Regions from separate parts of the Homo sapiens genome. Here region 2 is linked to region 1. Evidence: read pairs that join two places in POLR2A ChIA-PET (ENCODE). Cell type or tissue: PC-9. All regions are shown on one strand.

Region 1 (8,000 bases):
ATTTTACTGATGTCCCCTGGATTAGTCAGGGTTCTCCAGAGACAGAACTAATAGGATGTATATATAGACACAGATAGATGAGAAGGGGCTTATTAAGGATTTGGCTTCTGTGATCATTGAGGCTGAGGAGTCCCATGGCAGACCTGCCAGCTGGAGAGCCCGGGAAGCCGGCCTGGCTCAGTCCAGGTCTCAAGGCCTCAGAACCAGGGAAGCTGATAGCAGGATCCTCAGTACAGGGCTAATGGCTGGAGAATCTGGAGGGCCACTGGTGTTAAGTCTCAGAGTCCAAAGGCCTGAGAACCTGGAACTGATGTCCAAGGGCAGGAGAAGGGTGTCCCAGCTCTAGGAGAGACAGATAATTCACCTGTCCTCTGCCTTTTTATTCTGTCTGGGTCCCGAGCTGATTGGATGGTGCCTGCCCACACTGAGGGCGGATCTTCCCCACATAGTCCACCGACTCAGTGGCCCATCTCCTCCAGAACATCTCACAGACACACCCAGAAATCATGCTTCGCCAGCCATCTGGGTATCCCTTCATCCAGTCAAATCGACACCTAAAATTAACCATCACACTCAGAGAGGAGAAAAAGACTTGCCTGAGGCCACACACAGAGCTAGACTAATTTTGGGCTTTAGATGAATTTTCTCAGCTTTATCTCACCACCATTTCTTTTCATCAGGTACTTCATGATTTCAAATCAGAGCATCCTTGACTTATTTCTGTCTCATTCAATTAGGCCTATCAGGCCAGGTTAAGCCAGAGCCTCTTTCTTACTGCTGTTCATGATGGTGTAACATTGTTCTTAAACAGCTTCCCCCGCGACACTGTGAGCTCATTCTGGGCTGAACCAACACTTTCTGGGTCTCTGGCTGCTTCCCTACAGAACTAATAGTGGCCTCCACACTGAGCACCGTCGAAACAGCTGTCCTCCAGGACAGTGGAGAACAGAAAAAAGCACCTGGGTTTTGGAGTCAGACCTAGATTTGAATCCTGGCTCCACCATGTAAACCTTTCAGACCCCTCAGTTTCCTCCTCTGTGATATGAGCTAAACATGTCTACCTCATAGCTGGGCTAGCTGGAAAGCTGGTCAAGCCTCACCTTCAGCATCCCCGGCTTGCACAGGCTCTTCCCAAAGCCCTGGAAAAGGCTCTAGTGGCTTCGTGGTTGTGTTTTTTATTCTTTTTCATAAACAGAGTATCCCCCTCAACACACACAGCTTTAGACCCCGCAAAACTTGGATCTGCTCCTCCCCACCCCACAGAGTTGCTCTAGGAGTTAAGATTCTATTCATAAGGCATGTGACATACAACAGGTGCTCAGTAAATGTTACTTCCCTCCAGAAGAGCCCAAAAGAGGGATGGAAGGACAGAACAGCAGGCCGGTGTGCTTGTTACATGTCCCTTTAATGTCCCATCCATTGCCATGCAAAAGCCCAGCCCTGCAGGGAGGGTCGCTAAGGTGCCCAGCTCTTCTGGGGGGCTTCCTTGTCTCTGATGTGCCCATGGATCCAGTCGAGGTAGCGGCTGACTTTGGTGTAAACGCCGTAGTTGTGAAGGAGCCCACAGCCCTCACCCCAGCTCACCAGGCCCACCAGGAACCAGGTGCCGTGGAAGGAGGCGACCATGGGCCCCCCACTGTCGCCCTCGCAGGCATCCTGCCGGTCCCCGAGGATGCCCGCACACAGCATGTTCTCAGACACCATGTTGCTCATGACCTCGCTGCACTCATTGTGCGGGACCACGGGAATCTTGATGAAGTTGAGGACGAAGGTGCGGTTTCTCTTGGCCTCCTTCTCTCGGCTGCTGTGGTAGCCCCAGCCCGTCACGAGGGTCTCCTGGCCGGCCTGATTGAGCTCGCGCTCTGCAAGGCCGCTGTCCGGGAGGCAGATGGGCACTATGGTCTGCGAGAGGGTGGCGGGCTGGGCCAGGTGCAGCAGTGCGATGTCATTGTCGGTGGTGCTCTTGCTGTAGTTGGGGTGGACGAAGACCTCCTTGATGTCCAGGTCCAGCTCCCACTTCTCCCAGCGCCGCAGGTCATACTCTCCTGCAGGGCAGAGGGCACAGTCAGAGTGGGCTGCGGGGAGCCTCTCCCCAGTGGCACTTTCCTGAGGCCCACCCACTGCTGTGCCCCTGCAGGCCTGGGCAGAGGGCCTGAAGAAGGTTCACCCGGAGACTGTGCACCCACACGTCCCAGGCACTGGCGCGGAGCCACCTGTCTATGCCGTGGAACCCTATCAACGGTGACTTTTCCTGCCAGAAGGAGTGGCCAACAGGTGTCAATCCCAAAGAGGTAGGATGCTGGTTGGTTTTCAGGAGTCACGGAGCCGTGAGACCAGAGAAGGAATGGGCAGCAGGGAAGCCCGAGACCCCTGGAAACCCCAGACACAGACCAGAGCCACAAAGGAACGTGGAGCAAAGGTAGCTGGAGAGACCCCAGGGGCAGTGAGACCCAGAGAGGAGGACCCCCAGAACACGGCACTGCCAGGGAGGACAGGGCCGGGTCCCACCTGAGAGAGAAGGTCCTCTCAGTCCAGACTGATGGTTCCCTGGGAAGAGCACCTGGGAATTCTAAGCCAAGCCCCACGGGGGGCCACTGGCCATAGATTATGCTGTAGGAAATGTGAATTTGGCCTTTCTCAATATGCTTTGCCTTCTTTTTGGCATAAAGAGTTGAGCCAGACCCCCCCTCCAGAAATTGCCATAGATCGGGGCCAATGCATAGGTGCCCCCAGCCTGCTAGGGAAGCAGCTTGTGGCTTTGGCAGATGCTAGGGCTCCCTCTGTACAGCTCCATCCCTGTCAGTCTGTGGGAGGCACAGCCCTGAGGCCAGGCCTTGCTGGTCTCTGCACCCAAGGGTGCTGAGGCCCACACAGCCTGCTCCTCATGAGTGGGAGTGGAGAGGTGAAGGTCTGTGTAGCCCCTCACAAACATGTGTGTGCAGGTACCTGTGCCCAGATTCGAAGAGGGCACCAGAGAACCCCCTACTGCAAAATACTGGGTGTACATGGGTGGGCAGGGTGGGGGCACATAGGCCTCTTCCCCCCAAACACCTTCTGTGGAGCTCAAGAAGCCTCTTGCTTAAGCACCTGGGGAGCGGGGTCCCCCAAACCTGAACAGCCTGCCTGGTCCCCCTACCCAGGCCTCTGGCAGCCCCCTTCTGCCTGGCTCCAGCCCATACCAAGCCTGACAAGGAGCTTCTTGGACTCATCCATGCAGTGGGCCGCTGTCAGCACCCAGGAGGGGTGGATGAGCACTGCCCCGCAGGCCAGCTTCTTCTTTGAGTCCAGCAGGACCACCTGGAATGGGGTGGGATGATGACATCACAGGGCTGCCTCCTGACAGCCTCCAGTCCAGGGCACCTGGGTTTCATATGCACTTTCCTGGGTTCCCTGGTCATATGGGCATAGGCTTAGGCCCTTTCTGGCGTTTTCTATTTTTGCCCATTTTACAGTGTCAGCCTGTCCCAGGGTGTCTTCCTGCCTTTGCCCATGCTGTTCCTGCACTGTTCATACTGTTTCAGTCACCCTCAGCCACACCCAACATCGCCCAGCGAGCTCCTCTCATCCTTAGAGGCTTGGCCAGGCCTTGTGTCTTCCAGGAAGACTTTGTGGCCCCCAGGCTGCCTGGATGTTCCCCTTGGGCCTCCCTCAGCCCCTATCTTGAAGGGCCGTCCTGGCTGTGGTCCCACTGGGCTGCCGGGTCTTTGGGGTCCTGACCCTTGCAGAGTCTGAGTCCCCAGGGCAAATACTCCCACTTGTTGGTTCCTATCTCCCCCATGCCTGGCAGAGAGGGGAACCCAGTAAGTGTCAGTTCCCATGTGGAGGCTGGAGGGGTACTCAGGCCCGGCCCTCCCTCCTAGCCCTCTCCCATCAGCAGGGCTTCTGCCTAAAATCCCGCCAGCAGAGCAGTGTCTTTCCAGCTCTTTTTAGAAACTGTAACCCTCCCTCCTGCAGACCCCTCCATGCCCCCATGCCCCTCCCCTCACCCACCCTGGCTGCTCCTCTCCCCTCAGGTTGCGTCCATCTTTCCCTGAAGCATCCCCCACCTTCATCATCCCCCAAACGCAATGGCAGCGCTTCCCTCTCGGTTTCTGCACCCTGAGCATAGCTGCCAGGATGGACTCAGTGATCCCGGACCCAGCACGTGAGCAGCCGGTGCTGCCTCGCCTCCCACCTGCCAGGGGCTGTCTCCCCGCCTGGTCATCTTCCCATCAATGAGCCGCGGATCTACTTGGTCTTCTTGGTCTTCTGTGTCTCGTTTCAGGTGACTGCGCTTCTTCTCCATCCGCTTCCAGGGCCTCCCACAAGGGAACTTCACTGAGGTAGGCAGAGGTGGTGAGGGGCCTGCCAGGCACTCCTCCCGAGACTGCCCTCCTGTCTTGGTCCTCCTCCAGCCTGTGGGCCACTTTGCCACAGTGCAGGGTTCAAGGAACCAATGATACTTAGACCACTCCATTAATATTAGCTATGAACCCCCTCCAGTCAGCCAGTCAGTCAGTCAGTCAGTCAACAAACAGTGCCACTGAATGGTAAGAGTCAGACCAGGCAGCATCACCCACTGGCTGTGTGTCCTTACATAGGTTGTTAAACTTCTTGAAGGCTCATTGTACCCCAGGGCTGTTGGGGGTAATCCCTGAGATACAAATTACAAACCCCCTCCAGTCAGTCAGTCAGTCAGTCAACAAACAGTACCACCCAATGGCAAGAGTCAGGCCAGGCAGCATCGCCCACTGCCTGTGTCTCCTTACATAGGTGGTTAAACTTCTTAAAAGCTCATTGTACCCCAGGGCTGTTGGGGGTGATCCCTGGGATTAGTAAGGTCTCATAATGGGATGCTGCTGAGCTCCTCACAGAGGAAAGGAATTACAGGGAGAAGGAGGTGAGCATTCTTGGAGAGCTCCTACAATAGGCATGGCATGTTTGTGAGGCCTCCCTGCCAAGAAGAGAGCGCATACTCCATGGAGAACTGAGGGCTGAAAGGTCGGCCCGACTCTGCTCAAAATGGGCCTTGAATGCCCAGTCCAGATATCTAGACTTAAAAGAGCAATGGGACGTCGTCAGCAGGGGAGCTGCATCATAACAAAAGAATGGAAAGGGCACAACAGCAACAATTCCAGAAGCTGACAGCAGATGGATGGACACAGTAACTGACTTGGCAGACTGGAAAGCAAAAATCTCAGCCCGTGATGGGGGCGCCCAGAAGCTGAAGGACTGGACCACGGAACCATAGGAGGCTGTGGGGCTTCCAGGAAGGCAGTGCAGGTGGGAGGGCATGTTGAGAGTTTGTAAGAGAAACTGCGAAAGCCCTCCTCACTGACTTGACTCCCCTCTCCCTGCCTGCAGAAGGTGAACCAGAGGCTCTGACTAGGGACTTCAGGCCCCGCTTCAGGAAGGAGTGGTGCTCTTAGCTGACCACAGGGAGTCATGCAAATGTCCACAGCCTGCACAGGCACCAGCTCCCCTGCCCCACCCTGCTCTGAGGGGCCGAACACCATGGGTGAGCGTCTTCCATCCTCCAAGAGCTTGGAGGAGTCCTCTTAGAAAGCAGCCTAAAAGGAAAGCCCTCACGATCTGGGGTTCTGCCAATGACAGGGCCTTCCCAAGGCCTTGCAGGAAACCCACAGGCCAACAGGCCCACCAGGCATTTCTTTGCAGCTTCCTGGAAATATCTAATTATTTCAAAATAAAAAGTTAAATTTTTAGATCTTTTTTTACTTTTTTTAAAAATAGAGACAGGGTCTCACTGTGTTGCCCAGGCTAGTCTCAAACTCCCAAGCTCAAGCAATCCTCCCACCTCAGCCTCTCAAAGTGCTGGAATTATTGGTCTGAGCTACTGAGCCTGGCCAAAAATTTTTTTCTGCAGAAGAATTGAATTATAAAGTTGTAGAAAGTTCCCTGAAAGAGGCTGGGCGCGGTGGCTCACGCCTGTAATCCCAGCACTTTAGGAGGCCAAGGCAGGTGGATCACCTGAGGTCAGGAGTTCAAGACCAGCTTGACCAACACGGAGAAACCCCTTCTCTACTAAAAACACAAAATTAGCTGGGCGTGGTGGCGCATGCCTGTAATCCCAGCTACTCGGGAGGCTGCGGCAGGAGAATCGCTTGAATCCAGGAGGCGGAGGTTGTGGTGAGCTGAGATCACGTCATTGCACTCCAGCCTGGGACAACAAGAGTGAAACTCCATCTCAAAAAAAAAGAAAAAAAAGAAAGTTCCCTGAAAGAAAACACAAAGTCAAAGAGATGGGAAATAGAAGAGACAATAAAACTAGAGGAAAGAGGTCTGAATAATGGGAGGTCCAGAAAGAGAAAATAGAGGAAGTAAAGGGGAGATTGTAGAAGAAATAAGTGATAAATGTCCCTAGAGGCAGAAGATAGGAATTTCCACATTAAAAGGGTCCACCTTTTAATGAAAATGAATGAAAAAAGGACCCATGCCAAGGAACAGCATGCTGAAATGTAAAAGTTGTAAAACTCTGATTTTTAAAGTTTCATACATATATAAATTTGATTAAAATGCATAAAAAGGAAAATATAGAAGAAGGCAGAATCGGGATTCTGTTCTCTCCTCAAGGAAGCAAGGGGGTAAAGAGGGAAATGCGATGCACGCCGGACAACGTCAGAGAAAAACGCAGCCAGGCTACATGGAGGAGGACGCTGCACGCCTCGCCCCAGATACGCTCAGACTGGGGAGCGGAGCCACCACTGGGCTTGCGCTCCAGGAGGTGGCCCCAGGTGCGCAGGGGGCGCCCGGAGGAAGGCGGGGACGCCAGGAAGAAAGGAAGCAGGGAAAGCGGAGGGCGCGCCCAGCTCCCGGGCTGATTGCGCTAACAGTGGCCCCGGTGTTGGGGCGCGTCTGCCGCTGCCCCAAGGCTCAACTCTGTTCCTCGCTCCCTCCCTAGAAACCCTCCTGAGCCCCCCGCGCCGCGCCCCGTCAGGGGGCCTGCCCACCCTGCACCCAGCGTGATTCCTGGGCGATGTATTGGGGGCTTCTCACCTGCGGGGTGACACTGCAGGAGGTCGTCCCCCAGCTTGTAGCCAGGCGCACAGCTACAGCGCCGCCAGCCCACCTCCTCTAGGCAGTAATGCGTGCAGCCGCCGTTGTCCAGCGAGCAATTGAGGAAGCTCACCTCTGCGGGCAGGGGAGGGCGCGGGCAGCTGGTGCTGGTGCCGCGCCCCCAACCCGGCCCCAGCCCCGCCCCGCCGCCCGCCAGCATCCACCTCTCCCCCTCACCGCGCTGGCAGAAGCGGCCCTCCCAGCCGCTGCGGCAGTCGCAGCTGAAGCTGCCGATGCCGTCGATGCACGTGCCGTGCCCGCAGCACAGGCTGGCGCACGGGTGCTCCAAGGGCAAGACCAAGCACTGGTCACCGTCTGCGACACAAGGCGGGGTAGGGGGTCAGCGGCCAGAGATCCCGAGGGGCGCGGGCGCCGGTAGTCCAGCCGGGGATCTAGAACGCACTCACCGACGTGCTTGGACCAGAAGGCCAGCTGCGGAGAGAGCGGGCAGCGTCAGGCTCCTGCAGCCGGTGTGCGGAGGGGGCGCGCCCGGGTGGGGCAGGGCAGCGGGTGAGCGGGCAGGGGAGGGGAGGGCTTCCAGACAAACAGGGATCGACGCCCGATGGTCGTTGGCTGCTAGGAGCTGGTGCTCCCTGCCCCTCCCCCGCCCTCCAGCGCCACCCGCCCGCGCCCAGCCTCCATCCCACGTCCCTGGAGCAACACCCTCTCCCCATGCAGCTGCAGTGCTGCTCTCGCGACTGTCTGCTCCCACAGCAGCCTCTGGCATGCAAGGGACCCGAATCCCTCACCAAGTCACTCGGCCTCCTTCCAGTCCCATCACTCCCTCTGCCTGCGGGCTTTGGGGGACCCCTGAGCATCGCGCCTTTCCCTAAGCCAGTGTTTTTCAGAGTTGGGAGGATGGGGGCAGAGGGTCTGCGTTCCTAACCAGGTACCAGGGTTGCTGCTGCGGCGGCTGCTGCTGGTCCAGGACCACCCAGCCCACGTTG
Region 2 (8,000 bases), 330 kb after region 1:
GCCAGATGCCAAATAGGGCTTGGCCTCGGTCCTCTGCAGGGGCCTGTCCTATAAGAGAAAGCTTTCAGGTGACAGCAGTACTGGGCAGTGCTGGCTGGGGGTTCAGTGTGATTTGCTGGACCCAGACATCACTGTGAGAGCTGCTGCCCTTGGACACATTTTGCTGGCTTTTTGCAAAGCCTCTTCCCTCTGCTTCCCGGGCCTGCACCTTCGGCCCCCGTTGTGACCTAGATCCCAAGTGCGACAGCAGGTGGGGTGGGATTGGGGTCACAGCAACAGCATGGGGCGTGGGGGTGGGGTGGTTGGGCCTTGGAGCCTGGGGCCACAGTGGCCTTGGGGCACTGAGGACTGTCCTGTGGTGCCCCTGGGAGTGGGCATTCATGACTCCATACTATGCCCAGCCCCCACTGCTGCCTCCAGTCTGCAGACATCTCCCCTCTGCTGTGTGAAGGCCGCAGTGTCTGGTGGCTGAGCCCGGATTGTTACGGGGAGTGAGTGGGTGGCTGCAGCAGCCGCCACAGGACTGGGTTGGGGGCGGGGGAAGGATTTATCACTACCAGGGTCTGTGGAGCTCAGGCCTTCCGTTCCCTGCAGGCCTCCCCATCCTCAGAGCCCCTGGGGCATCCCCGCTGGCTCCTGAAATATGGTCCTTGTTTTGTGGGTCAACTTCTTACTCTGAATGAAGTCCCCCGAGGAGCCTGCAGATCACCTGGGTAGAGGCAGCGATGGCTTCGCATTTACACCCTAAGTCATTCTGTCATCTGTGACCTGCCCACTGTGGGTGCCTGCTCTCAGGAGCTCCCAGCCTTGCACACAGCACTCATCCCAGGACTGTGGGTTGGGGAGGGCACTGGAGCCTGAGGGGCTTTCCCTCAGGCCCCAGCAGTCAGGGAAGCCTCCTCAGAACCTGAGCCAAGTTCAGAGGGCAAAGGAGGCAGGTGGTAGTGTGGGGAGAGATGCTTGGATGGCAGCGGGAACAGTGCTTGTCAGGGCCCATTCAGGGCCTGAGTTTGAGGAGATGGGCAGAGGCTGGGCCTGGGCTGTAGCCCAGGGCCCTTGGGTGAGGCGGGCCCTGCCCTGGGCTCTTCAGCTTCCCTCCCCACGTGTTGCCTGAACCTTTCTTCTGTCTCCTGGTCTGGCCTCAGCCAAGGACTGTATCTTAATTGTCCTGGGTTGCGGGTGAGGGGATGAGCCTGGAGTCTCCAGAAGGAGTGGCCTGGGCCAGATTAGAATCCAGCCATGCCCAGGGTCTGGGGCAGGGCTTGGGCCTGGAGTCCACCCCTGTTAGGGCTGGGGACACAGGGGCCAGGTGACACCTGTCGCTGGAAGGGCAGGTGGAAAACATCCTGTACCTGCCCTGTCCCATGCATGCCTGCTTCTCCACCTGCTGCACAGCCCAGGGTGACACCAGGAGGGCTGACGCTGCTGGGCCTGGAGGGGTGACGCTGCTGGGCCTGGAGGGCTGACGCTGCTGGGCCTGGAGGAGTGACGCTGCTGGGCCTGGAGGGGTGACGCTCCTGGGCCTGGAGGGATGACACTGCTGGGCCTGGAGGGCTGACGCTGCTGGGCCTGGAGAGCTGGCGGCTGGGAGGTCTATCAGTGGATCCGCTCACCCTTTTTAGGGCGCCCCTGTATGCACGGCCCTGTGTGGCCAGGCCGTTGACTGGGATGGCCATAGGGGTCCTTTTGTTGCAGAGCTGGGTCAGAGCTAGGGAGGGGCCTCAGAGGAGTGGTCCTGCCAGCTGTGGGGACCCCTGGCTCCAGGACAGACCCCCGAGTGGGGAGTGGGCACGGTAACGTGAATAATGCCTCAGTCTCTGTTGTGTGGATGGAGATGGGGGCAGTGTCTGGCAGCGAGGGGTTTCCACCAGGCCTGTGGCTGGAGAAGCTTTGTTGGAACCACAGGGCTGGCAGGAGTGGGTGCCAGGAGAGCCTTTGCCAGCCCAGCCCTTTTTTCCAACAGCTGCTGCTACTTTCTTTGGACCTTTGCTCAGCTCACCATCTCTCTGGGGCTGAGGCCAAGATGCCTGAGTCCAGGGCAAGCAGGGGCCCTTCTGGCACAGAGAGGCCTGGGTGGGAAAGACCCCTTGAGGGTCTTTGGCCTCCTATCCATTTGGCCCATGGCAGCTCCCCTTTTTTCTCTGGCCTGAAGTGGTATGAGCTGTCTAATTATGTGTCAGGGGCCAGATGCAGGTGATGGGGTGGATGGAGCTCGGAGCTGGACCCTGGGACCACAGGCAGATGGGCAAAGGGAGGGGAGACACCGAATGAGAGAAAGGGGAAGAGGAAAGTTAGGACATAGGGAGGAAGGAATTCATCCCCTTGGGGCTGCTCCCCCGCTGTGTGGCGCTGGGCAAGTCACTTGCCTATGGCTTGTTGGAGGGTCTGGGAGGATGTGTGAGGGAAGCACGCAGCTCTGCCCTCCCTGGTGGGTGATGCAAACGCTCTTTCCCAGGGAGCATCTCATGACAGCCCACGGGCGTCATTCTGGCTTTCGTGTTTTGAGTTTGTTGTCTGTGCTTATGACAGGTTTCTTGAAAGTGAACTTCAGTGAGCTTCCCTGCCATTCTCTCCCCACCACCTGTAGAGGCTGAAAAAGCTAAATTGGGAGCTGATGGTCTCACCTTCCCAGGACAGAAGTCAGCTCTCCTTTGACTTAGACCCTGATAGAATGGGGAGGAGAGGGCGAAAGATTGCAGGTGGGGCCGAGGCTGGAGGGGGCCAGATGAGGGGCACAGGGCTGGGGGTGGAGGTGAGGGTCTGGCATCATTTATTCATTCACTCACTTGCTCACTGGAGGAACCTGCTATGTAGCGGAAGACCACAGGCTCCAGGTGGGCCACCAAGCCTCAGTGTACCCACCTGGGGACCGGGAAGTGGGAGACTCCTCTCTCAGCAAAACAAGGTGAACTCCCGACTCCTGTAAGTGAGAATGGCAGCAGCTGAGTTCCTGCTGGGTCCGGCTGGGTCTGGAAGGTTCAGGGGGGCAGAGCCATTGCACCTCTGTTGCATTATGTAATTTACTAAGAACCATCACACCCGCCGCTTTCCATTTGTTTCTCTCTGTGCCCTGTGAGGTAGGTGGGACCAAACCATGGCCCCATCTGGCAGATGAGAACAGAGGCTGGAGAAACTCTGGGATTCCCTTCCTCTTGGGCCTCAGACTTGGCCCCAAGTTGGCCTTTCCCAGGTGCTGCCACCCCCATCCCTGAGTCCAGGGAGTGGGAAGGAGGTGGTAAGAAGAGCTTGGAAGGGACTGTTAAGGTGCAGATGTCTTCATTGTCTTCAAATGAAAATCAGTGTGGGGGCTGCCTTTGTTGGGGAACACCTGGCATATGTTTGGGGGTGGGAGTGGGGCCCCTGGGTGGCTCCAGGAGGCTGGCACACCAAAGGGAAGGTGAACCCACAGAGCCAGGCCCTTCACCTTGGGATTTCCATACTCCGGGATCCACCAGTGACCCCGCCAGGGAGGCATGGTGCAGGGGACCTGGGTACCGACAGGAATCCAGGGACCTAGGAGGATCAGATTTGAATGAAGCTGGCCTGACTGTGCTCCTGAGAAGCATACCTCCCACCTCCCACAAAGAAAGAGTTGCAGGGATCCTGGGGGATGTTAGTGGCTTGGGAGGGGACTCCAGGACGAGGAATGAGCTGACTCTTGTTCTAAACTGAGAAACAGAATCCACAATTAATTGGATGCATTTGCTGAACCTGGGACAGGACCCAAATCTTGTTCTTTTTCTGAAATATAAACCAAGCCAGGAGTTTATTTATTTGTGTCCCCTCTCCCTGCAAGGACTCAGTGAAGCAGCCTGTCCTGGAAGGCAGCCTGGCTGAGCTGGAATGTCACCGCCTTCCCCGAGTTGACCCGCCCACCCTGTTCTCCTGGTCTGGTGAACCATGGGCCTGGAGGAGGCCCCATGGTTGAGGGGGTCAACCTCCCCAATTGAGGGGGTCCTTTCCTGAGGGCATTCGGGGCAGCACCACCCGGGGGCTGGTGGGCAGGGTCTGTTGATCCTGGGCTGTTCTGGCCTGGGGCCAACTTCAGAAGCCTCCCTGAGGAATGGGTGTGGGCTGCAGGGCTGGGCGGGGGGAGCTGAGTCAGCACTGTGGGAGCCCTGATCACAGCAAGGACAGAACCTGATGCCAGCGTCCGGCTTTGTGCCACTGCACTTGCGGGTCACCCTGCCTGCTGCACTGCGAGAGACTAGGGAGGCCTTCCCCATAGTCTGCAGTCGGCTCCGCGCCACTCCAGTGCTTAGACTGTGTGCCTGAGCCATGCGGGGAGAGACAGAGGGACCGGAGCTCCCAGGTTGCACTGGCCTCCTGGCTAGCAGGCAGCGGGACCCCCCCAGGTTCCTGCTCCTGCTCTCCCTCCTCATCTCCTTTTGACTTCCATAAAACGGGCTAACAGCAAACCCTGTTTGCTGGTCTCAATCCTGAAGGGGGAGGCTAGACCCATCGTGCCTGTGTTCCTGGCTTCTGGCACATAGTAGGCACACAGTGCCAAGTGAATTGGCATGTGAGGCTTCGGAGGATAAAAGCCTTTGTATAAGGCTTTGCAAAGCACCTTACACAATGCAGCAAGGTGGAAAGAATATGATTTTCAAGTCTCAGAGCCCCAGGTTCAAATCCTAGCTCTGCTCTTCCTCAGTGCTTTGACCTTGGACAAGTTACTCCCCCTCCAAGTTTCAGTGTCCCCTTTTGTGAGGTGGGATAGTATCCTGTGTGGGAGGGTTGTCATGAGGATTAAACGGGAGAACAGGTGTCTCCATTTCACACACGAGGACCCTGAAGGTCGGGGTGCCGGCTCGTGGACCAGCCCTGCTCCAGGGCAGGGAGCAGGGCCTTAGGCCAGTGGGGGGTGTCTAGCTGCACCCATGCCCTCCGTGTGTATCCTCTAGGGCCGTCCTGTCTGAGTTTAGGCCTGGGGCCCCCAGCACTGGAGGAGTCCAGGGAGTCCAGGCCTAGCTCAGGATCCAGATGGTAGGGCTTGAGGCCTTGGGAAGGAAGGAAGGGGAGGGGATTGTCCAGAGAGAGCGGCAGGGGCGGAAACGTGTGGTATCGTTCTCACCCATCATAAGGGCCACAGCTGACACCGCTCTAACGAAAGACAGGTTTCCAAGAGCAAAGCATCACATTTCTTTAATCAATGTTTTACATGACACGGGAGCCTTCAACGATGAAGATGCAAGGACCAGAGAGAACTGTCTGTTTTCAGACATAAGTTGGTGAGGAATGGACAGCCGTGTAGACATATGATGGGACAACGGGTGTGACCTAATGGTGATAGTCCGAGGGGGAACCCAGCAAGGCTTGTCGGCTCGGCTTCTTTCCGGCCTCTCTGTGTTGTGTGGCTTCCTCCCACATACAGCGCAGGACCCCTGTGGAATGAGGGTCTTCAGGGGTGAAGGGAGTGGGAGAGAGTGAACTATCTGGGTTTCATGGCTGGCTTTGGGGAAAAGGGGTTTTGGTCTTTATGCTTCACCTTGGGAAAGAAAAATTCCAGTTTTGATGACTCACCTGGGCAGGGAAAAAGAGGGGAGAGAGACAGAAGGGCAGGAGAAGGTCACAGAGAGCTTACCTCTGAGGCCTTTCACATGCCCTTTGTTCAGAGTCTGCAGTGAGCCACAGCACCACACTTTGGGGTGCTGTGTTCTGAGCCCCGACAGGGCCTTGTGGGGGCCAGGCTCCAGGTGATACTGTAAGCCCCCACTTCCCCTTCCGCCCTCCCTCCCTGACCCCTCTCTCTGTGGACAGCCCTAGCGTGGGGGTGGCTGGGGGCTGACCTGGCATCTGTGGGGGGGCCCCCAGGCTGTGCCCCACTCCTTTGGCTCCCTCCTGGGATTTTTTTTTTTTTTTAGAGGGATTGGCCCCTCTGTCTGTCTGCTCAGCCCCTTACTGTTGAACTGTGCTGCTCTTGATGGAGAGAGCCCTTGGGGAGGAGGGGACAGTGCAGGAGGAGCTCCTCTTCCTTTCGGGCACAGGGGGTGCAGGCGTGGGCTGTGGCTTCTGGGACCTCTGTCCTCTCTCCTTCATGGGGTCCCTGCCTCCCCTTCCCAAGTGCACTGCACTGTGTTGGCCCTTCCCCGGGAGCTTTGGAGGAGGACTGGATGTGTTAGTGAAGGAACCTGGGCACACTCTGGGGACCTTTCTAGATGATGACTGGGACTGCAGGGTGGATCCTCTGGAAGGCTGGTGACTTGCCCGGGGCTGCGGGTCAGTGGGAGGCCCTTGCTGCCCCCTGCAGCATGCCCCTGAGCTGGTGGCTGGCCTCAGGGCTGAGCCTGGTGGTGCTAGGGACTGCGGGCAGGTGTTTGGGGCCTTTAGTCAGCAGCACTGCCTCCCACACGGGGCAGCCAGCTGAGCAGCGGTCAGCCTCTGTGGGCCCTGTTGCTCCTGTTACCTCCCTCTAAGGTTAGTGGGACCTGGATTATGCCCAGGGAGGGATGGCACCTGCTGAAGTCACACAGCCCATTAGGGTGGGGCTGGGCTATGTCCACTTCTGTCCCACTGTGTGCTGACATCCTTAATCGGGTGGGGAGGGGCAGTGCATTTGTCCCCCACATCCATGTCCCTCTAGCCCTTCACATTTATGTCATTCCACTCCTCCTTACCACACAGCACAGGACGGGCAGGGTTAGGGGGAGGAAGCCCGGAGCCCCTCTGCTCCCCTGAACATTCATTCCACCTGCCAGGGCCTGGGGCAGGGGCAGGGACAGGGGGTAGAGGTGGGTGTAGGGGTGTGGTGGAGGGTGGTATGTGGGGTAGGGGCCAGGCGGAGAGCTGGGCCAAGAGCCTGGGGAAGGGGCAAGGCTAGGGGCAGGGCCAAAGGTAGGGGCCATGGGGTAGGGCAGGGGTAGCCACGTGACTCCCTCCGCATGTTCTTGTCCCCTCTGGCTCTCCGTTCCATTCCCCCCACCCACCAGCCCCTATTCTTTTGTTGTTTTTCTGAGACAGGGTCTTGCTCTGTTACCCAGGCTGAGTGTAATGGCACAATCATAGCTTGCTGCAGCCTCCAACTCCTGGGCTCAAGCGATTCTCCTGCTTCAGCCTCCCGGGTATCTGGGACCACAGGTGTATGCCACCACACCTGGCTAATTAAAAAAAAAATTTTTTTTTTGTAGAAATGGGGTCTCCTTACATTGCCCAGGCTGGTCTTGAACTCCTGGCCTCAAGCAATCCTCCCACCTTGGCCTCCCAAAGTGCTGGGATTATAGGCATGAACCACCACGCCCGGTCAGCCAACCCTTATTCTTGATCTGAATACCTGTTGATCAAACACCTCGTCCCCTTCTGGTTCCTTCCCAACTTTCCTCCAGCCTTGATTTCCTACTTCTGGGGCCAAATACAGTGGAATCAGCCTTGGACTCGAAGTAGGTCCATTCTCCTCTTCTCTGGGACTCAGAACCTGCCAGCCTTGGCTTTTGTTTCTGCATCGGCAAAGATGGGGAGCCCCTGTGGCTGAGAACAGCACTCACACTTGTGTGGAGGGGCAGGGCATGCTGGACAGGCCAGGGTGAGGCAGGGAAGCCCCTAGAACAGCACTGGGTAGAGGAAGGCCTGAGAATGCCCCGGGGCTGGGGTGAGGGCAGCCTCCTCAGTACTGTGCTGCGTGGGGTGCCTGTTGGTGCCTCAGTGGGCACTTCTGGGTGGGCGCTATCTAAAGCTGACTCTGGGCATTCACTCCTTTGAATAGCAGAAATGACAACAATACTGTTTGAAGTAATACCAATGATGTGTTTGAGATAAACACATACCTCCCGTAGGCACCATTTACTAGTTCCAGTGTCATGGATATAGAAACCGAGGACTTTGATTAAGGAATGAATAGCCTGGTTGCATGTATAGGTTGAGCTTCTCAGACAGGAACAGACGTGTAAGAACCTGAAGGCATCCAGAAGAACAAGTCAGCTCCTGTGCCTGGAGTGGAGTCGGGGAAGGCTGCCTGGAGGAGGTGATGTGAAGGGCCAGCATAGCCTGGCATTGCTAGGGAGGCA

Evidence for each region. Peaks named below come from ENCODE experiments on the same cell type or tissue, not always from the same donor. Only the 100,000 strongest peaks of a DNase experiment are listed, where the experiment ranks them.
Region 2: POLR2A ChIA-PET joins it to region 1 with 36 read pairs; 2 of 35 experiments call an interaction of 5 or more read pairs at or near these places.

What each region holds. Positions count from the first base shown.
Region 1 is chr2:127,422,402-127,430,401 of GRCh38, reverse strand. It overlaps PROC (protein C, inactivator of coagulation factors Va and VIIIa), which reads right to left. Exons shown (of 9, transcript NM_000312.4): 4 at 7,461-7,485; 5 at 7,231-7,368; 6 at 6,994-7,128; 7 at 4,175-4,317; 8 at 3,180-3,297; 9 at 1,160-2,045. The coding sequence ends at 1,456. It overlaps MIR4783 (microRNA 4783), which reads left to right and starts at 6,784; the gene lies at 6,784-6,865. LOC105373608 (a long non-coding RNA gene) reads left to right here. Exons shown (of 2, transcript XR_007087228.1): 2 at 2,138-5,702. RefSeq lists enhancers at 6,321-7,117, 7,118-7,916. In PC-9, a CTCF peak has its summit at 6,238; a DNase peak (open chromatin) is centred at 6,711; H3K4me3 peaks cover 1,483 bases.
Region 2 is chr2:127,090,849-127,098,848 of GRCh38, reverse strand. All of the region lies in intron 1 of BIN1 (bridging integrator 1), which reads left to right. Among named protein-coding and RNA genes, the nearest start is that of BIN1, 12 kb to the left of the region's middle. RefSeq lists enhancers at 1,917-2,687, 2,781-3,452 and a silencer at 6,536-6,703. In PC-9, no CTCF peak of the experiment used is centred here; DNase peaks (open chromatin) are centred at 3,858, 4,108 and 5,548; H3K4me3 peaks cover 283 bases; H3K27ac peaks cover 2,829 bases.